Linked DNA regions of Homo sapiens: regions 2, 3, 4, 5, 6 and 7 are each linked to region 1. Evidence: chromatin loops called from intact Hi-C (ENCODE). Cell type or tissue: endothelial cell of umbilical vein. All regions are shown on one strand. Region 1 overlaps ANO10 (anoctamin 10). Region 2 holds the start of SNRK (SNF related kinase). Region 3 overlaps ANO10 (anoctamin 10). Region 4 has its middle 63 kb from the start of SNRK. Region 5 has its middle 39 kb from the start of SNRK. Region 6 overlaps ANO10 (anoctamin 10). Region 7 overlaps ANO10 (anoctamin 10).

Region 1 (4,000 bases):
TCCAACTCATGGAAATAATTTTTGTTTCATGAACAAAAGAATTCATGCATTCATCCTTATATGTTTTTTTCCTCAGAATAGTCAGTTGCAGCTTTATTGTTCTGCAGTAATACTTTAGAACTTCCCGTCTGTTTTTGATATTTTCTGAATTTTATCATTTTGATACAGTTTGAGAAGTTTGATAAACTAGGAAACTGATTATCACTTCACCTTTCAAAATCATTTAGGGAACATTCTCCTGTAGTCCTTGTTTTAGAAATATACGCTGACATGAGTGGTTGTAAAAGGGCATAATGTCTGCAGCTTACCCTCAGATAGTTCAGAAAACATGCTGCAGAGAGAGTGATCAAGCAAATGGGGTGAATGTCAGCCATTGGTAAATCTGAGTGAGGGTATTCAGGACTCCTTTTTACTATGCTTATAATTTTTTCTGTAAGATAATGTCAAAGTTAAAATTTTGAAAAAGAAATTCTTATACTCCTCCCCAGACCTACTAAATGAGAATTGCAAGTGGGACCTGAGAAACTTATTTTTATCCTTAGATCCGTTCTGATTACTGATCAGCAAGGTTAGGAACACACTGCGTGAGAATACACTCATTCTACTCATAAAGTTGTCTTCATAGAGCATCTGAAATTGCTAGTTGCACTTTTGAGTCTAATTTTGAAGCCAAGGGCAGAAGAGACCCCTCAAAGATCTGTTTGTGGTTACTGTACATAAGTCCTCCCCATAAGTCTTCTGGCTCACCCCCAATTTTGTGCCACATCTCAGATATGGGGAGACCAACAAACAGGGCCATGTCAGCTCCCACACTGGGTCCTCTGCTCATGGGGTGCAGCCCAGTGGGACCACAGAATGGAGCACCTGTGGCGGGCTAAGGAGGCTTCATAGAAGATGTGGCACATGAACTGTGCCTTCAAAGAGTGATAGGAATGCATGGGTTTGTGCAAAGCCACAGAACTCTCAAATGGGAGGACCCTGAAACAAAAAACCTGCTACTGTTCAGTGTACTGGGCACAGAGGTTGGGAGTGAGAGCCAAGAGAGGCATCTGTGATTTTCCCAGAGCTGCCTGCACAGCCTGTGCAGTGGCTCTGCACTAAGGTTCCCAGCCAGAAGGGCAGTGGGGAAGGAGGAGGGGAGGGAGCTGTAGAGAAGTGGGAGAGGAGACCCAGAGGTGGTGGGCTCAACGTCCAGTCCAGGTGTGTCAGTTTGGTGGCTGGAAGTTTGGGTGTCTCCCACACTCTCCCAGGGACTGCACATTCCTCAGCACATTTTAAATACCATAGGTGGGGTTCGTGTGAGACCCTACTTCCCTAAGAATGAAGAACTTTCCCTGGATGCCAGGACTTTAAAAACTGTTGGCAGAGTTCCTTTCTTGCGTATGACTGTTGGTGATGCACATTTGTACCTGATGAAGGTTTTGTTTGGAAAGAGTTGTCCTCTCATTGAGTCAAGGCCTTTAGGCTCTGACTCAACCCGCTGTTTTGTTTTGTTTTGTTTTGTTCCATTTCCGTCTAGTACGTGCTTTCCTCTGTGGTCAGCCATCACTTCCTCCCAGCCCGGAACACGCATAGGAGTGACTGGCTTTTCCGAGGGCACTGAGGAAGTCTTGATACTGATACCAGTTCCTTTTTGAAAATAAGAATGGTAGTTTTTATCCTTGAGCTTATTTTGTTAAGTCATTGTGGATGTCTTTATCTTCCTTTCCATTGGTTTTCATGCCCTTTTAATCAGGTTTACATAAGTAAGAGCATTTATCCATGTGCTTTGCTACATACTTATCTGGAATGCTTGGTTCAAAGGGCAATAAAATAAACACAACCCAATACAGTTGCATGGTTATTTATTTGGTGCAAGCTTGTTTGTTTGACTTCTCTGAAATGACTTACGGAAATATTGGTTTGCTTTCTTCTCCTAGATCCATCCAAGTTAACTGTGAATCAGCTGTGGGCTTTGCTAGGTAACACAGAATCACCCACTGAAAGCTGACCATGAGCTCCTAAAACATTTATTTCATGTCCTTTTAACAAAATGACTTGGAGGTCTTTCAGGGTAGCAGGATAAAATCATCTATATTTTATAACTTTTACCAAGGGATTTCCTGTTAGCAAACAGCTTATCTCTTGTGCTCTCTGCTGTTCTTGGCTTCATATAAGAAAGCACTAGTAATGTTAGATGAAGGACTAAATATTTGAAGGCATATTTACTTCAACACCTGTTGGGTGGATCAGCTCATGTTTCTGAAAAGCAAAGCAAGGAGGTAGAGTTCTAACACTCTAGATTTCACAACTTTTGTTCATTTGTCTGCAGCCATATGGTTTAAGCAGGATCATGCTAGCTAACAGTTTAACCTAATCTGTGACTGTGATCTCCCTTCCAAAGAGTACCAGTAACATGGGCTAGATGCCATCTTTATAGAACTTTCCAGTTTCTGAAAAGGTTTGTGTGATGGGAACAGAGAAAGAAGCCATTGCTGCTCTCAGTATATAGTACAGCTGCAACTTTAGACTTAGAAGCAGTGAGGAATTGGCATGAAGATAGTATTTGGGACTAGCTTCTTTCCATAGTGATTTTGTGAAATGTGTTTTACTACTTCTCTTAGTATTTTGCATACTCTTCTGAATGTGCTGTGTAGAATGAACCATAACATTTTAGGTTCTAGCCTTTATCCTCTTTGTGAATTCAGAAACATTAGTTTTTTTCAGTAACATATCTAAGTTTGGTAATATTGGTCTTACCTAAAGAACCAAAAACATCTTCCAAGTTCACCCATGTACTTAAAGTTTTTCTTAGTTTTCTCAGAGCCTAGGAAAAATCAGAACTTTTTAATATCCATTAGGTGATCAAAGTGTGAGCCTATGATATTGCATAGAGAGTAAGAAACTAGCTGCAGTTATATTTCCATTATCTTGGTAAGAAAACAAAAGAGCCTTCGGAATGTGGTCAGGAACACAGGGATAAGGGCATGCATTCACACATGCCATCTCCCAGGGCCACAGCCTGTCACCCTGGGAGCGCCGCTCTTCATAGCCAGCTGGGGTGTGTGCATAATGCTGGCTGCCAACAGGGACCGAGTTCATGGTTGATTCCAGTGAAACTCTATAATCACTGCAGTTCTCAAAACCCTATCTCAGCCCACCAATGCCGACACACACACCACAGGCCAGCTCTCTCCTGAAGCACTTGCACACTCAGGAGGAACCTGGTGTGGTTTGACAAGGCTGTACACAGGGGTTGTTAGTCACAAATGCCCCAATTTCTGCATCCAGGCCCTGTGTTCTGATCACACCAGGGTCTTTCATTTCTTTGCTCTCAAAAACCTAGAGTGCACATGTTTGTGAAAAAGTAATTTACTTTTCACAGATAAAGCCTTCCTGCATGTATTTCTTTTTGTGTGCCATTATAACCTATTCCTCTAAGAAAGGTGAATATCCAATTTAGGATTGTCAGGAAAAAAAGAAATTGGAAAAACACAGACATGTCGCCTTAGTATATGTAAACCAAGTCTCAGATCTCCACAGGAAGCCTCTCCCTGGGGGTACAAGCCCAGCACAGGGTGGACCACAGGACTTAGCCACTCGGGGACTTCTGCTAGGGCAGGTGCACCAAACCATCAGAGGAAAGGGGCTGTCCTGCCACCTGTGAACTCCCTCAGCAGAGGAGCTCCCCCACAGAAGGGGCAGTGCCTAGTACCAGCCACTTGGAAGTGAGCCGTTGACACCTCTGTTGATCCTGAAATGGCTTCCACTGAGAACCACAGTGTTTATGGTGTTCAGTGATGCCTCACATAGCCCCAGAAGCTGCCGTCTCTCTTCACAGACCTTTCTTTAGAATATCTGGGGAAAAATGGAAAGGGGATCTCATGTCTACTCCTCACTTAGCCCCAGCTATAGACTGCTCCCAGCTGCGTGTAGGGCCTCTGCCACAAACCATGATCTAGAAATCTCAGCCATCACCTCCACCTGACAGTGCTCTCCCTCCTGCCCTCCTCAAGCTCTC
Region 2 (4,000 bases), 100 kb after region 1:
TTGTGCACAAAATGAACAATTAAAAACTGATTATACAAATTTAAAAAAAAATTGAAAGGTGGCACTGAAAGTTTCCTGCCTGAAAAGCCTTCAGGATGAGAGTATTATAAAAAGTTAGCACTGTGCACCTGACTTTCTACACTGCTTCAATATGTGACCTTGGAAATGTCATGTAATTTCTCTCATTTCTAGTTCTGTAAAATGGGAATGTCCACCTGTTCTCCTCTCAAGGACAATTACACAGATAATCAGATTAAAAATTTGGTATTTGGTGTTCTTTAAAAAAAGAAACTTGTCTAATTAGTATGCTTTAATCATCACTTGTACAGTACATTCCTCTTCAAGAATCCAATTCCAAGAGAAATATTTAAGCAGACGTTGAGGACAGATTTCCTTAAGGGAATTATTTTATAAATCTGGAAAGCAATGTAACGAGATTATAAATTAACAAACTGATTACATAAGCCTTGACAACCCGGGCTTTAAAGTACACTGCTGTATATATTCTGATAAGTTAAAGACTGGTTTGGGACATAGTGCTCCAATCCCATACAAGGAGCCCAAACTCAGGCATTTCATGTTTGATAGGAACTTGGTGGAGATTCAACAGGATGTCCAACACTTGCAAGCCATGCTTCACCTTAAAACCTGACAAAATGTTTAAGGCATTAAGTCAACTTTACCACGGTTCCTAAGACTTTAAGAATGCACATAATTAAAGGGAAGGGGGGTGGAAAGTAACATGACAGTTTGAAAGGTCCCATATCCTCAGACCTCTATAGATTTAGGAACTCCACTGCTAAATTCTCCCCAAAGCCTGAAACTCCCTATGAAACTACTGGACTGTATGCGATCCAACAGTTACAAATAGCACAGCTCCAAGAACCCCGAAGATAAAAGGCTGCCACTTTCCTGCAACCCAAGTCCAAGTAAAAGGCAGGAAGGTCCCTGTAAAATGGACCAGAAAGAAATCAACAGGCGATGACTATGGAAAAGAACGTAGATTTCCCAGTCTCCCAGTCTGCAAAAATTCTAGCTCTCCCTCGGGAATGGCACTGCTCCTCTTTCCTTACCCCTTTGCCCTTTCTCTACAGACAACATCCCCACTCTATTGTAAAGCAGTTTGACCACGGAACCCTTTTGCTGAGGCCGGATTTCTACAGTCTTCTGAAAGGGGAAAACGCATTCAAAGAACACACACCCTACCAAGCGCCCAGGGCGCGGGGCCCCGCGGGCGCCGCACTCGGCCCGCTCCGGGGCGGGGCGCGGGGATGCGGGCGCCTTCCGAGGTGCCGCAATCCCGCCGCGGCCGCAAGGGCAGGGCCTCCAGGCGACCGCGGCCGCCGCCGCAGTGACGGCTCCCGCCGGGCCCCGCCGCCGCCCCGCCGCCAGGCCGCGCCGCGGGGTCCGGGCCACCGCAGCCCGGGCCCCGCGTCCTCCCGGGCCGCGCGCTGCGGCCGGCGCCGAGAGCGCAACTTACTTTCCGCCTGCGGCGAGCGCCCCGGCCCGGGCGCCCAGCCCGGCAACAGCGGAGGCTACTGAGGCGGCGGAGGCCGGCCCCGCACCCCTGCCTACGGCCGCCGCGCCCCGCCGCGCTCCGCGCTCGCCCCTACCTCAGCCGGCAGGCGAGCGTCCGTCCGCAGCGGCCGCGGCGCCGACAACTCCCTCCCGGCCGCCGAAACCCCGCACCCAGCGCTAATCATAATACCGAGCGGGCTGCCGGCCGCGGGGAGGGGGTGCCGGGTAGCTGCGCCTGCGCGGGCTGCGCGTCACTGTGACGTCAGCGCTGGGGCGGGGCCGCGGGAAGGGCAGGGCGGGGCGGCGCGCACCTGCGGCCGGCGCGCGGGCTGCTGGAGGGCATCCTGGCGGCTTTCTGACCCCGGCGAGTCGGGGCTGAGGCGGCTGGCGGGACAAAGCGGGCAAGGCGCCCAAGGAGGATGGAGGACGGGGGAGGAGGAAGCACCAGGGACACGGAACAATGGCCGGGAAAAAGTAGCGCGAGCTGTCAGGGGAAATCGGAGGGAAGGGACCGCGTCTGTACAGGACTGCGTCTTGGCGGCAGGGGGCAGGGAGCCGCACGCGCTTTACTCTTTGGTTCCCGCCCAGGTTTAAACAAGGATAAAAAAATTGTAAAAATACATATACATACACACATGCACATATGTATATACATATATATACATAATATGATTTTTTTCTCTGTAGTTTCTTCTCCCTGGGACTCTAATTTGAAAAAATTCGGTTGATTTTGTTGTTATTTAAGCAAAATTGGAAAAGCCCAACATCTGAATGCAGTGCTGGCCTTAAAGGTCAGCGGGAGACACAGGCCCTGCTAGGCAGCCTCTGGCAACAGCATAGAAAAGTAAACGGTCGTGGGGACACATCAAAGCACGTGAAGTCAGAGATTCAAAACACGCCGGGCATTAACCATAGCCCTTGATGGTTCAGTGGTATGGTCGCCAGGCCAGGTTGCTCTGGAAGGGAGCTTAGGGATGGCCGCAGAGGGTGGGAGGGGACTCCCGACTCCCACCCCTGGAAGCATGGCATGCAATAGAGACCAGCTCTTCAGGGTTCCTGGAAGGGAACACCAACAAACCAGACGCCAGATTTCTTCAACCTGCTTTTCCCCTTCTGTTCCCACGTTGTGTCCACCCTTCCCCAAGAAAGGACCCCTAGCAAGGAAGGACACAAGCCAGAAGAGCTGCGGAGATGCTGCAGGCTTGGTTGAATTGACTGGACTGCGAAGAGAAATCTAGATGGTTTTAGCAAATCTCTGTTGACCTGCAAATGTCAAAAGCCTTTTAGCTTCTATGCATCAACTTTGCATGTCTGAAGATGATTGGGAAGCAGGAGTGGATTGTTGGGAGGTGCAAACAGTTTGATTCTTAGGGTAATAACATAGGGTTTTCTGATCAAGGGGACTCCCAGTTACCCTAATACCCTTGCATCAGGTGGTGGGAGAGCACCAGGGAAAGCCTCAGATTAGGCCTCTGCGCCTTAGGGTCCCACCTGGGATCACTCTGACCTGAAAAGACCATAAAAGAGTCATCTCATTTTGACATGGAAATCGTAACTGTAGCAGCATATTAAGCAAGAGCTCCTAACTTGGATTTGTAGAATTTGTCCTTTTGTTGCTAGAAATCAGGAAGACCATGCACTTTTCTCCTCAGGGAGATATCACTATTCAGGGAACTCTGTAGCCAACTAAAGGGAGAAAATACCACTGTAATGGTCTCCCAAGGGATTTCCAGTGGTCGAAGGCCTCCACCCCTGGGTCTGTAGTCCCTGAGTTATATCAGTAACTACAGAACAATGACGATAATATATAAGCTCTTGAAAAATAAAGTATTTATATTGCTGCTGTTTAACTAGGTTTTGAATAAATTTTCTAAGGAAAACAAGGCATAAAAGAGCAAAACAAATGAAAAAGGGCAAAATAATAAATTGATTTAAATGAAGTTGGCTGCAATACTCTTCTAGAGAAGGACGCAGTACTGGCCACATGGTAAATCATTTATTCATCCCCAGTATTTCTTGGGTAGCTGAAGTGCTGCTGGCAAGAATATGACCCAGTTTTGGTTCCACACCATAAATGTGGTGACATGATTTGATTATGCTTCGGCAATATTTTAAGATATTCAAGTACAAATTAATAGTATTACTTAAGTTGGAATTTAAGCAAATGTGCTTATAGTTAATGAAGAAACTCCTTTTCCACTCTGCCCTGGGGCTTTCTCCAACACACTGCTTTTTTAATGTTGGGTCTTTTTATGGACCTGTAAGAAGCTTTAATTAGATGTACAGCATTCTACAAAACGACAAGATGAAGCATGCTTGCTTGTATTACAGTCTCTGTGATTCAGATCTCAAAAATAACATAATGCCACCAGTTTAAGGAAGATGTTGTTTATTGGAAGGAAACCAGGGAGGTGCCACAAATTAGATCAAAATGTGAAAATTGAGCAGACTGATGAAAGAATTGTCATTTTCATCTTTGGAA
Region 3 (4,000 bases), 110 kb before region 1:
CAAGTATCGTTTGATAAATACTTGCCGAGTTTATTTTCACTCTGCATTTGCCTGTGCCATTGTTAGAAATTTGAAGACACGTGAAAAACAAGGACAAACAGGGACAAACTGCCCCTCTCTCTAGTGGTTTCTCTACATGAGCCCTGGAACTGTGGTGGAGAAGGCTCAATGTAATCCCCAGGTTTTGGTGTGATTTTTAGCTTCTTCCTCAGTACTCACCACCACCTCAGGTAGTCGGGTCTGGGGACTTACCCCCAGTGCCCAAGCACCACAGCCTCAAGACTGTCGCATTGCAGAACCATTTGACAATGAACGATCATATATGTGTGTTTACCTTATATGCATATAGCAAGGATTAAATTATTTTATAGCACTGAGTACAAGAAATGTTATATCTTATTTTTCTGATTTTTATTCCCCTCTTACCCTACCTGCTGAAAAGGACAGTCCCATTCATATTTTGACTGCTCTTTGCTTCTCCCTGGGGATGCGCAAGAATAAGAGGGAGGATTATATTTTTTGAAAAACAAAGGACAGCATCAGTAAATCTCAGCTATAGTAAGCTGCATAGTCCAGACTACAAAGTAGAGGGAAGGGAATGGCTGGGTTTCCTCTGTGCTAAGCTTTGGACTTGGGATCTTTTAGGCAGGCTTTGAAAGCCACGGGAGGTGGTGTTTATTCCCTACTCTTCCCTCCATATGCCATCCCATCAGAGTTTCTGTTACTTTCTAGGACATGCTGGGGGCAGGTCTCTCCTATTGACACAATTGGTAGGTAACACTGCCATCAGGGATTGTCCTCCCAGGTTAGGTCACATCTGCCCTACTACACAGTTCTTCCCTCAATCAGCTGGATTTTGCAGGGGTGGAGGGCAGTTGGCTTGCCCGCTGAGTACCACCCATCTTCTGGGGAGGCATTAGAAATATCCAAGGTCAGAACAGCCAGTGGCTTCCCAAGAAGTGGGCAGGAAAACTCCCACTGTCTCCTTGCTGTACCTGCCAACAGCCAGTCAGTGGCCAAACCAAGCATCAAGTCTTATCCTGCTGCACATACACACTTTGTAGTGCAGAACAAGGCTTCAGTGATTCATACTTTTTAAAGAAATACATGAACAGAAAATTTGATGCTACTTACATCCTTTTAAAATAATTACCAGATTAATGCTTGATTCACAGCTGAGAATTTATTCTGATAGGAACACAGTATATGAGTCATTCCATATAAGAAGTACAGAGATGATGCAACAAAATTACAATTAAGCATCACCATTAAGATACATGCATGAGTTCCACTCTCAGGTCTTTTAAGTCCATGTTTAGAGTAGCTCAATTTGTACTGGCTTTTCCTTTCATATATCACAGCAAAAACAGTATCAAAAATATTGTATTTGAGGTGAATTAATAGAAATACAGAATAAAAATCTTTATTTCATAGAAATATGTAAATATATATCACAGAAATATACAAATCCCCCTCCATGCTGCTTCCCTCCCCCATGCAAACCACAGGCATAGGAAGGTTCTGTAGGAGGGCAGAGGGCATCTGGGAGGTGGTAGGGGCCCCTCCCTTCCCTCACTCCAGGGACTTAGGCTCCTCAGGATGTCTGTCTTAGGAACAGCTTCCCAAAGATTCAGTAGGGTGGATTCATTAACTAGCCTTAGATCCACCCTGCTGAGGGAACACAAGCCTGAAAGAGAGTTCCTTTCTCTACTTTTCTGGGACTGGAGTTTTCTGCAATCAGGAAAAACAGAGCAGAAAGTGTGTGCTGCTTGCCAGAGGTTGAAACTCTGAAGACAGTTCTCCCAAAGAAAGAGGAGGCAAAAGAAACATGTAAGGAGACAGGGTTATGTGACTAGGGGATACTTTTCTTTGTTTTGTAAACTATTAAAGTTTTCTATCTTTTCTCCTTAATTACAAAAGCATTACTCGCTTATTACAACCAGATAAAGATTATAGAGATTTCCTTCTGTGCACACGCTGACTTTTGTATGCTAGGTAAGTTTGCATGTGCCTCCTGTGGAGTAAGGAAGTAGGAATTACTCACACATTTACCCTCCAGTAGGTTTATTGTCTGCACTTAATTCAAAATCACAAAAATCTTTCGAAATGTGACAGAATAAGAAAAAGTGCTCACATATGTACTCTTCATCCCATCTACCAAAGAAAATTCTGCAATTGCTAACCCAGTCCCATCCCCTATCCCCATACTGCCAAGTAGGGTTGTTCTTTGTCTTTAAGGATGCAGTATATGAATATAGGAAATTCCATAGCTGGGGGAGGACATGGCCTAAATCACTGTGCATCATCAGGAACAGGAAGGAGCTTACATCACTGTACATCTTGAGGAACCAGGAAGGAGAAAGGGAGAAGAGAACAAAAATCAGAGGAGGATTTGAATTTTGGTTTGGACTTGGTTTAGTTGGGTGCTGTGGTTCAGGGGTGGGGGACAAAGGATAAGCTTCAGAGTGGTGAAGTGTGGAGAAAACTGGTGGGAAGAAAGGGGGAGACATGGTAAGTACCATGCAAAAAGTAAATAAAGAATAGAATAACCAGCTTGGGCAACATGACGAAACCTTGTCTCTGCCCCTGCTCCCCCACCCCCAAAAAATATATATATGTAAATTAGCAGGGTATTGTGGTGTGCCCCTGTAGTGCCAAGTAGTCGGGAGGCTGAGGTAGGAGGATTGCTTGAGCTTGGAAGATGGAGGTTGCAGAGAGCCAAGATCGTGCCACTGTGCTCAAGCCTGGGTGACAGAGCAAGAACCCGCCTCAAAAAAAAGAATAGAATTGTTCTTAAATTAGGTTTTGGTTTCTGATCTGTGCTTCTGAAATTTGACACTCCTTAGGAATAGACCACTAGGGTACCATGTTTGTCATGGCTACAATGGGGTTGCATATGTCAATATATACAGGTAAATAAATATATACCTTGCTCTTTGTAATGGCTACAGAATATTCCACATGGTCCAGCTTTTCTCCTGTCAGTAGGCATTCTGATTGTTTTCCGATATTTTGAGTTACCACCAGTGTAACTTTTCTATACACATACCCTTTTTCAATAGAGTATATATTCCTGAAAGCAGGATTGCTGGATCAAAGAGTAGGCACTACTTTTAATAGGTACAGTGAGATCATTTTCCCAAAAGTGTCCTGGTAACTTATTTATGAGAGCTCCATTTTCATATACCTTACTGTCTACTTGCTCTTAAAAATATTTTTCCTGGCCAGACGTGGTGGCTCATGCCTGTAATCCCAGCACTTTGGGAGGCCAAGGTGGTCAGATCATGAGGTCAGGAGATCGAGACCATCCTGGCTAACATGGTGAAACCCCGTCTCTACTAAAAATACAAAAAAAGTTAGCTAGGTGTGGTGGCAGGCACCTGTAGTCCCAGCTACTCGGGAGGCTGAGGCAGGAGAATGGTGTGAACCCAGGAGCAGAGGTTGCAGTGAGCCGAGATTGCGCCACTGCTCTCCAGCCTGGGGGACAGAGTGAGACTCCATCTCAAAAAAAAAAAATTTTTTTTTCACAAATTGGATAGGCAAAATGTTGTCTGAGGTGGCATTAGGTTCAATTTCCTGACCAGCATTGAGAAAGAATACTTTCTTATTATGTTCAATGGCCACTTGCCATGCCTCATCTGTGAAGCTGCCTACACATGACTTAAGCTCATTTTTCTTTTGAGTGTGGTTTATCTTCTTCTTGTGAATTTGCAGGAATTTTGTATTTTAAGTATATTAACTCTTTGGTCACATGTTACAAATATTTTCTTCTATCTGTTGTTTAGTATTTTTTGTCTCTGGCATATATCACATACATACTTTTTTCCATTTTTTATATAACCCAAGTGTATATTTTTCTTTGTTTCTCCTGGTGTCTTGTCTTGCTTAAGACTTCCAAATAATCCTCAAAATTTCTTGGTGGAGTTTTGAATTTTGTTTGCTATGTGTCTTATTTACATTTAGATGTTGAATTAATTTTGAAATTATTTTTGTTTTTTTA
Region 4 (4,000 bases), 170 kb after region 1:
ACCATATGATTTAGCAATCTCACTTCAGTGTACATATCCAAAGGAAATAAATTTAGCATGTTGAAGACATATCTGGACTTCCATGTTCATGAAAGTATTATTCATAATAACCAAGATATGGGATCAACTTAAGTGTTTGTTAACAGATGAATGCATTAAGAAAATGTGGTAAATATACACAATGGAATACTATTCAGCCATAAAAGAAGAAAATCCTGCCATTTGTCCCAACATGGATAAACCCAGAGGATGTTATCTTAAGTGAAATAAGCCAGACACACACAAAAATATTGCATGATCTCACTTTATTGTGGAATTTAAAAAGTCAAATTCATAGAACCAAAGAAGAATGGTGGTTACCAGTGTTAAAATAGTTAAAATAGTTAGTTGGGAGGTCATTAGGCTAAGGAGGTAAGGCCTTGGGTCTTACCTAATCTTAACCAAACAGAAACTGCCAACAAATCTCTAATTAGGGATTTTCCACTGAAATAAGGCTACTGCTCCACTTTAACCAATCAAGTATTTTCTTTGCCTTACTTTCGTGCTCATCCTATAAACGTCTTCCTTTTGTGCCCCTGCAGGGGAGTCCCCAAACCACCTGTGGTCTGGAGCTGCCTGATTAATGAATTTCTGTCTGCTCAAATAAACTCTTTAAAATTTTAATGCACCTAAGTTTACCTTTTAACACCACGGATAGGGAGTGCAGCAAAGGAAATGGGGAGATGAAAGTAGGATGTACAGCAGGGTAGCTGTAGTTAATAATACTGTATTGTATATTGCTAAGAGAGTAGAACATTGAGTGTTCTACACACACACACACAACTATGTAGAGTGATGGATATGTTAATTAGCTTGACTGTAGTAATCATTTTATTATATATATATATCAAAACATCACATTGCACACTTTAAATGTACACAATTTTTATTAAAAACCAAAACAGTTCTCATTCCTTTTTGTTTCTTTTTCATGTTATTGATTTGTTGATGAAACTTGGTCATTTATCTTGTAGAATGTCCCACAATCTAGATTGGGCTGATTGCTTTTTTGCAGTGTTGCTTAATTTGTTCTTCGGTACCCTATATTTCCTGTACACTGGTAAGAGATCTAGAGGTTTTTTAAAATTCAGGATTAATTTTTCAAAGGCAAGAATGTGTCATCGTTAGTGTTATATATTTCATGTTGCCTCACCTGGGTAGACACATAAAGCATGGTTATCTCACTAATAGTGATAGATCAGTGGGTTTAGATGGTGTCAGCCTCACTGCTCTGTTATGAAATTCCCCATCAACATTTCCCCTAAGGTTTTCAGCATCCACTAATGATTGTTTCCTAAATTAATTATTCCACTAAAGTCACAGATGGAATTATATAATTCCTCCTGCATTTAATAGTGGAAATTTTTCTACAAAGAAATTTCTCCAGAAACAATTCAATTATCCAGAAATACAGTTATACAGACTAGAAAGTTAAAATAAATGTTTTTTTCTATTTACCAATTTTTGAAGTAATGAGCTGAAGCCCTAGCAACCTCTAGTGGAGAACCATGATCTTCTCCTTTCTTTTCTTTTTTTAAAGTATTATTTCGAGCTCATGGATTTTTATATTGCTGTTTTAATCTACTGTTCTATTTTTTTTTGTTGTTGTTGCTAAGAATTTCCAGTCTTCTGGAATGGAAACCTTTCAGGTTGACCTCTGGGTATCTTTTACATAGTCTTCATAGTTTTTTATAGTTTTTTTTTTTTTTTTCTGGCACAAGATGTACCAGGCTCATCTTGTACATTTCCTACTCACCCTTGGAGTCAGTCATCTCTCCAAGGAGCTCTGCCTCTTATATTGAGAAATGGTATTTAGAGACCACAATCTGGGCACTAGGGGTGCTTGTCATCATCAGACTTTTTCAGTGGATAGCACTACAAATAAATATGTTTTAGAGGGAAATATTGTAATTTCATACTCTATTTCCAATTCAAATTTCAAATCACAGAGTTTCTATTTAACCTTACTTCAATATGTAGACCTACTACAATTTATTCAACTAGTCCCCTATTGCATGATTATTTGGTTAATGCCTGTCTCCTGACAGACTCTATGTTCTCTATGATGTCTGCTTTTACTTCCTTCGGTGTCGCTTGTTCTTAACACAATACCTAGAACATAGTGGATGCCCAAACATGTGGGATAAATGGATGCTTGAATGTGTGAAGGTCACTTCTAGCCCTGGAATTCTAGCCTCCCTAGACCCAGCTACAACTCACTAAGTAAACGCACCTTCAAAATCACTGGAATTCCTAAACCTGAGAGTGTACCTCCACCCTCTAAGTAAGAAGAGACCCCCATGAGAGATTCCTGGCCATGTCCCACGCACAGGGAACTCAGGGAGCTGAGGCATGGAAAAGGCAGAAAAAAAGGAGAACTCTAGAGACGGAAGCCATCAAATGGGAAATAGAGAAATTGATCACACCTGCCTCTGGCCCTCCATGTGTGTTTTGCTCAGTTTAACCCAAGACTGTTTTCTTTTGCTTCAAGGAGTGGCGGTGCTACAGGCTTTCCAGGTGCTACGGGCTGCAACAGAGGAGGCCTGTTGCGGTGTTTTTCAGTGCCTTTTGTGGTGGTTTTGATCTTTTGTGCACTCCCTTCTGACACTCACAAGGAAGACTTGTAGAGTGTCTAATTGTTTACAGGACCATGGACCCTCACAGTGATTTCAAGAGTCTGCAAGTGATGTGCTTGAGGTTTCACCTTGATGAAGTGGCTGAGCTGGGACTTGAACAGATGCCCCTGGAATGCTGAGTGTCTTTCCCTCTGATTACCTCCTTCCCCACAAGATTCACTTCAGAGAAACAAGAGGGGCTTGGGCACCACTTTCCTTATGCCCCAATGATTCTTCTTCCCAAGAACTTAGTTGAGATTGCCAGTTGCATTTGCCTTTGTTGTTGTCAGTGTCCTGTGGAAAAAGGTTGGCTGGTTATTCAGAGTGGAACAAAATTTTTTGAGGCCTCCTTTTCCCACTCTTGTTAATGAAGGCTTTTGTACTGCCCTGGGGTACCTCCTTGATGCATATTCTTTGTTGATGTTATTGTTGTTGTTTGTTTGTTTTCCTTTTTAATTTATAAACAATATTTTCTCCAATTCTAGGAGTTATATGTGTGAGAAGATTAGAAGATTGAGAAGATTAGAAAAATGAAGAAAAGCATAAAGAAGAAAAGAAAGCTTGTCTGGTCTCCCACCACCCTGAGTTACAGTGAGGACTTGGTGGGCTGCCTTCTGTATTTTTGCCTCCCGTGCCCTCCAGATCCATGCCCTGTGCTGCTCTGTGCCTGCAGCCTCATCAGCAGGCCCTGTGCCCTCTTGTATGACTGGGTTTGGCTACTTGGAAGGCCTGGCAGAAGGAATGAGAGTAAAGTCAGTGAAATTGTTCCTCTGCCTCCCTCCCTGCAAGGTCACCTTGTTGCAGATCACTGCTCCTCTCGAGACTCAGGAGCCTAATGAGACGCTGTCTCCTGTCGCGCTCTGCTTACTGTCCCTTACCTCCCTCCTTTAGATGTAAGGACGGTAAGTGCCTAGCAACTGCACTATTTGTTGTGCCCCTACCCACCTGCACTTTTGTAACTATTCCCTCCCCAGGTCATCCTATGTTGAGCGTGCCATCTGTTTTCTATTGGGAATCTGATTGATTTACTTCCTGACTCACTAACATTTCAAGGCCTTCCCCCTGAAGTTCCCATTGCCATGAGCTTTCCCGAGGTTTCCAAGCCATGCATGGTATCTAGAATAAATGTGGGGGGCTGAGGAGAGAAGGCCTCTAATTTTCTGAGTCTTGCCTGGTAGCACCCCCAACCTGACCATACACAGAGCGAGGCCCACATCCATGTGTTGTGATATGAGGGATTCCACACCTCCACCCACTCCCAAGAAGCTCCAACTCCTGCTGCTGTTATCCCTTTATTAAAGTCACTCTGTTGATTACCTGAATTATCTCCAGAAGGTCCTCTGCCA
Region 5 (4,000 bases), 140 kb after region 1:
ATATGTATGTATCACCATTACCCAGGGCAAAGTGAATCTTGACTTGTGTGTTTGAAATTATATCTTTGATGTTTTTGAGCACACATAGTACAGAAAAATGCTAGAGCCACTTTCTATGAACAGAAGGCTCCCATTGCATTTAGGGAGGTGATGGTTTAAAGTGTCAAGATAATTAATACAAGGAGTTATAACCAGGCAAAAGTGTTCCTCAGATATTCATGCAAGTTGCAACATTTTCTTCCTTATTTTTAAGTTGCTTTGATCTGAGGGAAAAAGAGAATGTGAAAAGCGCAGGATAAGAAGTGAGTGCTAGCAGGATCATGGAATCTGGGTAGCAGAGTACTGGCAAAGAGCAGGCCTGGAGGCGCTGTGTGGAGCTCAGGAAAGGGAGTGTTGTGTACTAGAGGGAGGAAAGGGAGGAGTAACTGATGAAGGAGTGTGGGGTGGGAGACTTCCAACAGACAGCCAAAGACTTGGCTGCCATCACACTTTGCTCCTTCAGACTGCCTCTCTCCTGCTCTCATAGAAATATAATTCTTAGCTAAGCACTTGGCTACCCAGAAAAAAAAAAGAGATTACATTTCCCAGCCTCCTCTACAGTTGGGTGTGATCAGATGACTATTTCCGAACCAATGGGATGTGAGTAGAAGTGATGTGTACAACTTCCAGGTTGTTCTCATACCAGATACAGGAGTGCCCTCTCCTTCTCCTTTCCTATCGGAATGTGGCCATGATGGTCATGAGTTATCTTGGACCATTTAGATGAGGGCAATGCCCTAGGCACAGAGGAGAAACAAGATTGAAGGAGTCTGGGTCCCTTCACCATAAAGCCATTATACTTCCCCAAGACTATTTATGTCCAGGTTGTTACCTGAGAGAGAAGCAACTTCCATCTTGTCTGAGTCATTGAAATTGTGAGTCTTCTTACACTATGTCACCTGTGTCTATGAGGTTTCCGTTCTCCATTCATCTGTTTATCTGCTCTGTTGTATGTAATAGAACTTGGTGCTCTGCTTCCCAACATTTTCCTTGGAATATGCCTGGAGACAAGTCTGCTGGTCTTATCCCCGAGGCATCTACAGGGAGTGGCCAAAGGGGAAAAGCAAAGCAATAAACAGTGAGTGGCATGTGTGTCTTTTGGCTCTGGCTCCATAGCATCCACTAGCAAGCTGTTACCACACTTGAACCTCAGACTTCCGCATGCTGGGAGCCAGTCTCCTCAGAGGCTTATAGTCCAAGAATGCCATGAGGCTGCTTGGGGGGGTTCATTGTCATTCTTTCTTGCACACAGCTTGACAGCTTTGAGGCTCAGGACAACATTTTTTGGTCCTGAATGGATGCATCTGTGCTAAGCATCATGGTTCTGCTCCAAGTCCTGTTTCTGCTCATCAGCTGTGTTGTTAATAATGTTGGTTTCTTTTTTTCTTTCTTTCTTTCTTTTTTTGTTTTGATCTCTCAGCAATTCACCCCCAGGACAATTCACTCCAGGACACCTGGTGAGCCCTAAGGAGACCTAGCTCTTAGCATGCTTAGCACTTGTAAAACAAGGACTACTGACTTTCCTTGCCTATTGCACAATTAAATTAACATTCATAAAACTTCCTGAGATGTTCCGGACACAAGCCATTACCTACAACATTTTGCTGTATTCCAGAGGGCCCTTTCTATTGCTAGCTGCTGGAGTTCCATAATTCCTTGCCCTGGTTTGTGCAGAGGGTGGCCAAACAGTGGTCTCTGTACTGTTTCCTCTGGCCTGATTAATTGTTGCCAGACTTGCTGTTCTCAAGGCTAGAAATCATGCCAGCTGAATCGGCTTTGTGTTCAGGACATTTGCCTTAAATGACACCAAATCCATTCTTGACCCTAATTATATAAAATATGCTTCAATAATTTCCCACTTGGTGAATTAAAATAATGCCAGTACTGCTGCTTGAACCTCTCCTCCTCACTATAACTTGATTAAGAAGCATTCAACGATCTTGAAACATGTCATAAATTTCTTCCCATGCTATTATTCTTGGGGTCCCCCAAAGAGCTGCCAGGAGCCAAGCCCAGTGCCAGGACTCTACTGAAAGGGACTGAGATGGATTGTGGGCTGAATTTTAAACTTAGGATATTTCCAGCAACAGACTCTGGGCTTCTTTTTGACGCCCTCCCCACCTTTCATGCACAAACATACACTATTTGGTTACTAATAATTCTTGTTCCTAACTTCTCCCCATATAACTCATTTCCACACATGCATTCTTTAATATCTGACATCTGTCAAAGTTTTGCCAAAAAGCTGCATTGGTGCTCCAGCATCTGAGTGGCCAGGGTTTTTTGTTTTTGACTGCATTCCAGATGGATGCTTCCGGCCTCATTGTTTACCATGAGACACACACAGCTCTTGCTTCCTCTCATTCTTCTTTGGGCACCAGGTTGCTCTGTGCTTCAGTGGCTACGGAAATCTCTCCTCTAAACACATCCTGTCAAACACAAAGACCCAAACCATCCAAAACTAGCAGCCTGACTTGGGGTTGTTATGCTTGTTTCTTACTGCCCAAGTGAATCAGATTTTACACATTCTAGCAGCATGTGTCCTGTTAACCAAGAGGGGAGGACATAATATTCTGTCATTAGGATAAAAATGTCCTGATTGTACTTCACATCTCTGATGGGATGCCACACCATCATACATGTCGAGTTCTTTAAGGTTTTCAAATGAGTGTCTCTAATGCTAGTCCAGTTGCTGAGATGAAAACTGGCTTGACAATGATCCTCCTTGATCAACACATTTGTTCCAGCTCTATTGCCAAAGCCTCATATTCATTTATCTTCTCTGCATAAGGCCAAGAGGTTCAACCTTCCCCTTTATCTCACTCTGGGATGAGGCTTGGGCAGCCAGTGAAGGGTATCTCCCCAGGAAGGTTTTGTTTCTTTGCTTCTTAAAAAGCACCAGAGGGTCTCTTCATCCAGGGAAGACTCAGGAACCCCTAAACTCGTCATTACACTCCAAGTACAGAAAGGGGCAAGAAATTTCTCTCTTTCAACAGGGTTCTTTTTATAGACTTCTACAGTGATGTGTCCTCTCCAAGTGAATTGGATTGGTCCTGGGTTTCAGACTAAATATCCATCATAAAATTTGCCTAGCCGTCCACCAGTTTACCCATAGCACACTGCACGTGCTCTCTAGGTAACCACGGCCAGAACCTCAGCTGCTGCCGCCTGGGGGTCATTCTCCACTGGGTCTCTTCTGAATAAATAGTGTTATCCCCCTGAGACCCACATCTTCCTGTTGCTCCCTCACAATGAATCCTCAATTCAGCATACAAATGTTGAATGCATACTCTATGCCAGATGAAGCAGGCAGAAAGTTCTTAACAATGTTTTAGTCTTGCATCTCTGAAAATTCCAGGACAGCTCTGGACTCCCTTTGTAGAAAAATACATGTGCTATACATATATATTCTTTTAGGCAATCTCCTGAGGCCAGCCCAACAACTCTAGGTTAACCCTCTGAATGCAAAGAAACTGCATAAGACTTAGACACATGTAGGGCTGAGATGTAGCTCTGTTGTTTACCAACAGTAGGACCTTGGAGAAATCCCCTCCAACTCTCTGAATCTCAGTTGCTTCAACTATAAAAAGGGACTCTGGTAGTACTTGCCTTAGCCTCCTGGCATTTAGTGAGGTTTTAGTGAGAGAATGGATCTAAAGGCAGATGATTGTTATTACACCTGAGCACTTACCACACATGTGAATTGACCAGGATTTCAAAATCTCACCTCTTGGAAAGGAGGGAGGTGAAGATTTGTGATTGCCTATGTTCTGCAGATGAAAATTCCAAGGTGGACTAAATGACAGGCTTTGACAAATTGAATCTAAATCTTATTATAACGCAGGGACAAGAAGGTGACCAAATATTAGGAACTATGGAGGTTTGCAGATCTAGTTCAGCCTCTGATTCCACCTTAGAGAGCTCCTCATCTGCCAACGTGCTGAAGACCTATTAATAGCTT
Region 6 (4,000 bases), 88 kb before region 1:
TTTCCCTCCCTCCTTTCCTTCCTTTCAAAAAGCTCTCTTCAGGGCAGATGTACCAATCACATTTCATTAGAGGTCTTTACTTCTCTGGTTCTTTTTTATTGTTGAGTACTGTGAATTTGGTAATTTTTCATAGATTATTGAACTTTAGATTGACCAACTTCTGAATTAATAAATATATCAAAGTTTAATATTTATTTTTTATTTCTAACTTCACCTACTTGAAAAAGAAAGCAACAACAATGTTTAAAATGTAAATAGGATAATTAGGTATAGAAACTTTCAGAGAACATCTGGGATAACAGGGACTGTGTGTTTTTACCACATGAGACATGATACAGCTTTTATACAATTAGGCCTTAATGCTTGCTCTTATATTTTCATGTTAGCACGAGTGAAAAGGAAAAGGTAGTGCCTCTTTTCTGTTATTAAACAAAAGGATCAGGGAACCTTGATTAACACAATAATCTATGCACGAGTGAAAAGGAAAAGGTAGTGCCTCTTTTCTGTTATTAAACAAAAGGATCAGGGAACCTTGATTAACACAATAATCTATGTCCTCAAGGATAGTTTTAGAAAACCATTCAGATGGTTCACTATAGTTTCTAAAGTGCCCTAACTTGTGGAGGCATTTCTGTAGGGGGCTATAATATTATAAAACAGGTACTTGGGTTTGCTTTTAGATGCTCTAACCTTAAAATGGAGACAATTTGGAAGTCTAAGGATATATCAGACTTTTTAAAAACTATTTGACTTCTCAAGCTTTTGCCAAATGTTTGATCACAGTCAATTTATTATTGAATTATCTGCTACATATGTATGGTGTGAATAATCTGTGTTTGAAAATGAGAAAAATTGTACTGTGTCAAATATGAATACTACATAGGAGTGAGAGCTAAGCATTAATGTAAATTAATTACTTGTGCCAAAGACTTCTCCCCACTAGGAGGACAGCCTGTGTTAGCACAAGCATAAACCATCAGAGTAGACAGAGCCACTATTTTTCTGATTGTGATGATGTTGGAATTTCTCACTCACACATAGTCACTACAGTGAAATGAAAAAAGCATGGGTCCTGGAGTCAGACAGCTAAGATCCTGGCTTCAGATCTCACTAGCTAGGGGAAGTTACTTTCCAGACCTTAATTTCTTAATCTATAAAATGGGTGGTTAAAGTCCCTACTTTAAAGGGTTTGTTAGGATTGGGCTTTTCATTTATAAAACACATAGCACAGTGGTGAGGTCATAATAGATGGCTGCTGTTTTTTAGGTTGCTGATTTCAGAATTATCATTTTGCATAGAAGAGGCAACTTTGACAAGGACATTTTAAGGCATCTGTTCTGACTAACCCCAACTTCCATCTCCAGAACCTCACTCCATGTGGCTTGTATAGACAGCTCACTAACTCTGTGACCTTGGCCAGGATACGTAACCTCTCTGATCCTCAGTTTCCTTATCTGTCAAATGGGAATAAATGTAGTTTCTGCCTCATAGGGCTGTTGTGAGCATTAAATGAGTAAATATATGAAAAGCACTTAGAATAGGGCCTGGCACAAGGTAAGCATTGTGGTAAAGTGTGAACTGAAAAAACAGAGACTACTTCCTTAGAGATGGGCCATTGGGAAATCACTTCTCAACATTCCTCCCTCACTCCCTATGTGTGCCTCTGGTGTGCAGGTTGGCGGGCCCCTGCCAAAGTCAAAGAGGTCTGTCCAATTGTAAGTGATAATGGCTCTTTTTTCTGCCCGTAATGAGCAACAGGCACCTTCTATGTTAAGATTATGCCTTGCCCAAACAGGAAGGCCACGTCACCTTCGCGTCTTCCTGTGTGCTATTGTGTGTGAACACACCCAAGGTCGACTGACAGTATAGGGGATGTTAGAACATTTAAGATGAGGGGTAATTTGTCATCAGGCTATTCCCTCCTGCTCTGAGCTTACCACAAGTACAGTATTATGGTCCAGGATCCAAGGAAGCATTACGAGTTTTAGATCTGTGCTCAGATTGTTCCGTTTGATTTGCAAATGACTTTTATGCAATGACATTTTGATTTAGCACTTAAAATATAACACGTCAGCTGTTATTAACAATTATCTTAATAAAATGAAATGGAAGGTAATAGATGGAGTACGTCTTGCTTCATTTTCTGTCCATACCACTTAGGACAGTCCCTAGCATATGGTAGATGCTCAGTAAATGTTTGTTTGAGTAAGTAATTTATAAATTATTTTCATATTCATTAATAAAAAGGGAGAGGTGGTACATCTTTTTTGTGCATCTGCCTAAGTTTTATCCACTACAATACCTTTGATATTATTCTAGCTTTTCTTAACAGTTACAATAATACTGTATCTTCTCAACATCATATCATCTCAATATGCTGATCAGTTTTAATTTGAGGGATAATGAAAGATTTCTCTATTTGTAAACCAGTAGATAAATAACAGGGCTTGTCTCTAGGGAGAATACTGAAAGATGGTAGAGGGGTGCAGAGCAGGAATGGATGGAAGATCTTTTCTGTATATTCTTTGTCTTTATTTTTTAAAACTATGTATACACATTACTTTCTCAAATAAAAGAAATTTTACCCATGGTAAAAGAAAAAAAAACTCTTGTATCTGCCCACTGTGGAGATCTGCCTGCATTGAATAGTACAGGGAAATTACTTATTGATCGGCAAATTGCTTATTGATTGGCAAGGTTTGCTATGTTTTCTTTCTTCTTTCAAAATACATGCTATGGTCATGCATGAATTCGGGGATAGTCTTCATTTTCTTTGAGCAGTTACTCTTAGGCTATCTCATTATTTTAATGTTTATTAGTGGTATAGCTTGCTCATACTAAGTTCCACAAAGTGATCTAACTCAAGATTTCTTGGGAAGATGGTGAAGTAAGGGAAAAAACCGATAAAAACTACAAAGAAAAAGGAAAGTAAGGAGAAAACTCCATAAACCAAGAAAAGGAAAAGGAGAAAACAGGGAGCTGGCAGGGAAGTGGTGTCCGTTGCATTCTACAGGTGTTGAGAAGTTTTTATCTGATATAACATGAAGGACAGACCAACTTCAGGAAGACACCAAGAACCAGCCAATGTCTTCCCTTCCTGAGACAATTGGTGGGATGACATGAGAAATGAATTTAACAAATGCTAGTAGACCACTACAGACCCCACTAATTGGAGATCAAAAGCAGGCCTAGAAGAGGTAGAGACTCTTTCTACCTTAGGATTCAGTAACATTCACAGAATGGGTACATGGATATCACCAAGATAAACTGAAAACTTGGGGGCAACCTTCAGGTCTACCAACAATTATTTTTTGGAATTTTCTTCTGTTCCCCTTTGGTTTTTATTTAGACATGATTAAATACATGATAATTTTAGGGGGAAAGTAGATAAGCTAACAGAAAAAAATACTGTAAAACCCAGAAAAAAATACTGTAAAACTAGTTAACATTATAAAATGACAATATGAGCAAACAGTGTATCAAAATATATGATTCTGAAGTAAATCACATAGAATAAATATGAGATAATGGCCATGGACATTTTTGAAGAAAATAAAGCCACAATAACTGAAAAATTATGATAATGGCACCAGAATAAATAGATAAATAGAACAGATCATAAATTCCATGAACTGTCAAAAGTATAGATACATACAAATTTGTAGGCCAGGTGTGGTGGTTCACACCTGTAATCCCAGCACTTTGGGAGGCTGAAGTGGGCAGATCACTCGAGGTCAGGAGTTCAAGACCAGCCTGGCCAACATGGTGAAACCCCATCTCTACTAAAAAATAAAAAAAACTTTGCCAGGTGTGGTAGCACATGCCTGTAATCCCGGCTGCTCCGGAGGCTGATGCAGGAGACTGTCCTGAACCCAGGAGGCAGAGGTTGCAGTGAGCCAAGGTTGCGCCATTGCACTCCAGCCTAGGCAACACAGCAAGACTTCATCTCAAAAACAAAACAAAACAAAAACAAAGAACCCCCCCCACAAATTTGTGATAG
Region 7 (4,000 bases), 110 kb before region 1:
ATTTTTACCATCTTCTTTGAAAGAAACTTTGGACTGGTTGATACATTTTTTAGAAACGGATTCAAGAATAATTTTCTTTCTGCTGGGCACAGTGGCTCACACCTGTAATCCCAACAGTTTGGGAGGCAGAGGTGGGAGGATTACGAGGTCAGGAGTTCAAGACCAGCCTGGCTAACATGTTGAAACCCTGTCTCTACTAAAAATACAAAAATTAGCCAAGCATGGTGGCATGTGCCTGTAATCCAGCTACTAAGGAGGCTGAGGCAGGAGAATCCCTTGAACCCAGGAGGCAGAGGTTGCAGTGAGCCGAGATCATGCCACTGTACCTCAGCCTGGGTGACAGAGTGAGACTCTGTCTCAAAAAAAAAATAAATAAATAATTATTTCTGTCATTTCTCTGATATTTTGTTGAAAAGGCTTTTTCCTCTAAACTACATAAACTAATCTGTTTTTTTTATGAACAGTAACTCTCTTAGCAATGGCAGAAAACTATGCCATTATAGATAGCTACAGTTGCAATCAGCTAGGTACCAATTACATTGCCCATCTGTTTCGTAATTGTTATTTACATTTCTTAGCAGAGATATTTCATGCTTTTCCTTTGCCTTTGATTTATTTGCACTGGTTTTTTTTCACCTGTAGATCACACTTTAGATCCCCAACGCTTTATTTTTATCTATCTATCTATCTATCTATCTATCTATCTATCTATCTATCTACCTACCTACCTACCTACCTATCTACTTATTTTTTGAGGCGGAGTTTTACTTGTCGCCTGGGCTGGAGTGCAGTGGTGCAATCTCAGCTCACTGCAACCTCCGCTTCCTGGGTTCAAGTGATTCTCCTGCCTCAGCATCCCGAGTAGCTGGGATTACAGGTGTCCGCCACCGTGCCGGCTAATTTTTGCATTTTTAGTAGAGACAGGGTTTCACCATGTTGGCTAGGCTCGTCTTGAACTCCTGGCCTCAGGTGATCCACCGCCTTGGCCTCAGCCTCCCAAAATGCTAGGATTATAGGTGTGAGCCACCACACCCAGCCAATCCCCAACACTTTATATAACAAGGTGTTATATAACAAGACTGAAAGCTTCAGTGCAAATGGCAGCCTTATTCAGATTTGCTATACTGTGAAAAAAAAAATCCTCTCTCAGCCTTCAAATCATAAAAATCACCTGATTAGAATGCAGTTTTTAATAGGATAAATGACTGTGAAGTGATGAGACCTCTCTTTGTATGATAGCACTGAGAAATTCAAACAAATCTTAACGGTCAGAGCAGCCAAGGCAGCCTATAAACTTAGGCTGGGCTTGGCCTGAAACCTGTTTGAAACTATTTTATTTGGTTTCTTCAGAGATGTTTTCATAGCCACATGAGTAAATTCGTTTTTTATGTTATGGTGATAGGACAAAGAGAACGATATTAGTCAAAGGGGGAGTGAGCTGTCTTCCTTGTCATATGGCTTAGCTCTGCCCCCTTCTCTTCATTCATGGCTGCTTAAGCTTCTGATGGATCCTGAAGGGAGTAGATAAACTTGCCTTGTGGCTTTGGAGCCATCACATTTGATCTATGGGCCTACTCCCCTCTCCTCATCTATTGGGATGAATGTTAGTAGTGATCTACTTGTGAGACTTGGGTTTCCCAATAAGAAAATAATTAGGTGATCTCTCTCCCCACCCATCACCAAGAAATCAAAATAAATTAGAATCTTCCTTTCAGTATCTGAGAGTATTTAAAGGTGTTTTAAACCACTAGAGGGAGCCCATATTGTTCTGATTTCTGAAACCTGTAATGTTTAACAGCTTGATTTTATTGCCTATAGAAAAGGATCTCTCTAACCAATGACTGGATCACTACATCCATAACTGTAGTGTTCTCCCTTAGTTTGCATTTTTTCTTTTTTCCCAGTTTTTTTATTGTGGTAAAATATACATAATACAAAATTTACTGTCTTGACCATTTTAAGTGTACAATTCAGTGGTATTAAATACATTTATAATGTGCAACCACAGTAATCATCCACCTCTATAATTCTTTTCATCTTGTAAAACAGAAACTCTATACCCATTAAACAATAACTCCCTATTATCCCCTCCACCTAGCTCCTGGAAACAGCCCTTCTACTTTCTGTCTTTATGATTTTGACTATACTAGGTATCTGATATAAGTGGAGTCATATAGTACTTGTCTTTTTGTGACTGGCCTATTTCCCATAATGTCCTCAGGGTTTATCCATGCTGTAGCATGTCAGAATTCCCTTAGTTTTTAAGGCTGAATAATATTCCATTGCACGTACATACTGCATTTTGCTTATCCATTCATCTGTTGGTGAACACTTGTGATGCATCCACTTTTTAGCTGTTGCTTTACTTCATTTGTGTTGTTATAAAAGGAATACCTGAGGCTGGGTAACTTGTTTTTAAAAGAGGTTTATTTGGCTCATGGTTCTGCAGGCTGTACAAGAAGTGTGACACAAGCATCTCCATCTGGTGAGGGCCTCTGGCTGTTTCCACTTGTGGTGCAAGGTGAAGGGGAGCTGGTGTGTAGAGATCACATGGTGAGAGAGGAAGCAGGAGAAGCGGGGAGGTGCCAGGCTCTTTCTGACAACCAGCTCTGGCAGGAACTAATAGAGCGAGAAGTCACTCATTACAGCAAGGATGGCACCAAACCTTTCATGAGGAATCTGCCCCCATGACCCAAACACTGTCCACTAGGCACCATCTCCAATATCAGGGATCAGATTTCAACATGAGGTTTGGGGGAACAAATATACAAACTATAGCAGCTATTGTGAATAATGTTTTATAAACATAGGTATACATGTATCTCTTCAAGATGCTGGTTTCAGTTCTTTTAGATATATACCCAGAAGTGGAATTACTGGATCATATGGTAATTCTATTTTTAATTATTTGAGGAATTTCCATACTGTTTTGCATAGTGGTTGTACCATTTTACATTTCCACCAGCAATGCACAAGGATTCCAATTTCTCCGTATTCTCACCAACACTTGTTATTTTCTGGTTTTGTTTGTTTATAGTAGCCATCCTATGGGTGTGAGGTAAGGAGAAAAGTGGAAAATCACCAAACGGAGACCATCGTTGATACTGGTGTTCTTGTACTCTGTGGCTTAGAATAGGATGTGGGTGAAGTAATTGGAGACAGATCATTTTGATAGCTCCTTGGCTGGGGTCTGTGGCTATCCTCCTCCCCTTCTCCATAATACTCACTGTCATCTTCCACCACATTTCTTTCCACCAATCCCTGGACAGATTTAGTTCCATTCAGCAGAATATCAGTCATGTGTGGACATTATTATGCTGGGCTGTGTGGCAAAGTAGAAAGTGAATAATGAGCTGTCTTTCTTGTCAGGGTAACAATCTTAGTCTTCATTGCATCCAGGTAATGTGTTTTGGCCTCTTTCAACCTCTCTTCCCTTTGCTTTCCTCTGCCTCTCTACTAAGAAGCTTTGACCTCATGATTTCTCAGACCCCCTTCACTGCTTCAGATTCTCTAGATTTTTCATTTTGTGTTTTATTGTCTTTTTAAAGTATTGGGAATTTATAAGATTTTACACTTCCTGCTATAGTTTGGATGTTTGTCCCTCCAAACCTCATGTTGAAATATGATCTGTAATGTTGTGGTGCCTAATGGGCAGTGTTTGGGTCATGCGGGCAGATCCCTCATGAATGGCTTGGTGCCATCCTTGTGCTAACGAATGATTTCCCACTCTGTTAGTTCCTGCTGGAGCTGGTTGTTAAAGAGCCTGGTACCTCCCCTCCCTTTGCTTCCTCTCTTGCCATGTGACTGCATAGCTGGCTCCCCTTCACCTTCCATCATGAGTGGAAGCAGCCTGAGGCTCCCACCAGATGGAGATGCTGGTGCCATGCTTCTTGTACAGCCTGAAAAATCATGAGACAAATAAACCTCTTTTCTTTATAGATTACCCAGCCTCAGGTATTTCTTCATAGCTATACTAATGGACGATGGCATCTTCTGTTTC

What was found. A loop is a pair of places that touch in the nucleus more often than their neighbours do. Peaks named below come from ENCODE experiments on the same cell type or tissue, not always from the same donor. Only the 100,000 strongest peaks of a DNase experiment are listed, where the experiment ranks them.
Region 2: a loop joins it to region 1, with 9 times the contacts of the local background. A loop is called at or near these places in 20 of 110 quality-filtered maps.
Region 3: it touches region 1 in a loop (7-fold over the local background); 24 of 110 quality-filtered maps call a loop at or near these places.
Region 4: it touches region 1 in a loop (8-fold over the local background); 21 of 110 quality-filtered maps call a loop at or near these places.
Region 5: it touches region 1 in a loop (13-fold over the local background); 2 of 110 quality-filtered maps call a loop at or near these places.
Region 6: it touches region 1 in a loop (7-fold over the local background); 12 of 110 quality-filtered maps call a loop at or near these places.
Region 7: a loop joins it to region 1, with 7 times the contacts of the local background. A loop is called at or near these places in 24 of 110 quality-filtered maps.

Annotation. Positions count from the first base shown.
Region 1 is chr3:43,387,414-43,391,413 of GRCh38, reverse strand. The region is part of intron 12 of ANO10 (anoctamin 10); the gene reads left to right. Among named protein-coding and RNA genes, the nearest start is that of SNRK-AS1, 37 kb to the right of the region's middle. In endothelial cell of umbilical vein, no CTCF peak of the experiment used is centred here; a DNase peak (open chromatin) is centred at 1,533; H3K27ac peaks cover 4,000 bases.
Region 2 is chr3:43,284,289-43,288,288 of GRCh38, reverse strand. SNRK (SNF related kinase) reads right to left here and starts at 1,749. Exons shown (of 7, transcript NM_017719.5): 1 at 1,614-1,749. RefSeq lists silencers at 1,215-1,264, 1,505-1,904 and an enhancer at 1,509-2,009. In endothelial cell of umbilical vein, a CTCF peak has its summit at 2,008; a DNase peak (open chromatin) is centred at 1,898; H3K4me3 peaks cover 1,804 bases; H3K27ac peaks cover 3,084 bases.
Region 3 is chr3:43,495,223-43,499,222 of GRCh38, reverse strand. All of the region lies in intron 11 of ANO10 (anoctamin 10), which reads left to right. Among named protein-coding and RNA genes, the nearest start is that of ANO10, 120 kb to the left of the region's middle. In endothelial cell of umbilical vein, no CTCF peak of the experiment used is centred here; DNase peaks (open chromatin) are centred at 1,122 and 2,082; H3K27ac peaks cover 2,916 bases.
Region 4 is chr3:43,221,393-43,225,392 of GRCh38, reverse strand. No RefSeq gene overlaps it. Among named protein-coding and RNA genes, the nearest start is that of SNRK, 63 kb to the left of the region's middle. In endothelial cell of umbilical vein, a CTCF peak has its summit at 1,539 (motif pointing left); a DNase peak (open chromatin) is centred at 1,532; H3K27ac peaks cover 295 bases.
Region 5 is chr3:43,245,559-43,249,558 of GRCh38, reverse strand. No RefSeq gene overlaps it. Among named protein-coding and RNA genes, the nearest start is that of SNRK, 39 kb to the left of the region's middle. In endothelial cell of umbilical vein, no CTCF peak of the experiment used is centred here; DNase peaks (open chromatin) are centred at 1,128, 1,798 and 2,428; H3K27ac peaks cover 3,684 bases.
Region 6 is chr3:43,475,566-43,479,565 of GRCh38, reverse strand. The region is part of intron 11 of ANO10 (anoctamin 10); the gene reads left to right. Among named protein-coding and RNA genes, the nearest start is that of SNRK-AS1, 130 kb to the right of the region's middle. RefSeq lists an enhancer at 247-819. In endothelial cell of umbilical vein, no CTCF peak of the experiment used is centred here; a DNase peak (open chromatin) is centred at 1,825; H3K27ac peaks cover 2,091 bases.
Region 7 is chr3:43,501,020-43,505,019 of GRCh38, reverse strand. All of the region lies in intron 11 of ANO10 (anoctamin 10), which reads left to right. Among named protein-coding and RNA genes, the nearest start is that of ANO10, 120 kb to the left of the region's middle. In endothelial cell of umbilical vein, a CTCF peak has its summit at 1,753 (motif pointing right); a DNase peak (open chromatin) is centred at 1,739; H3K27ac peaks cover 475 bases.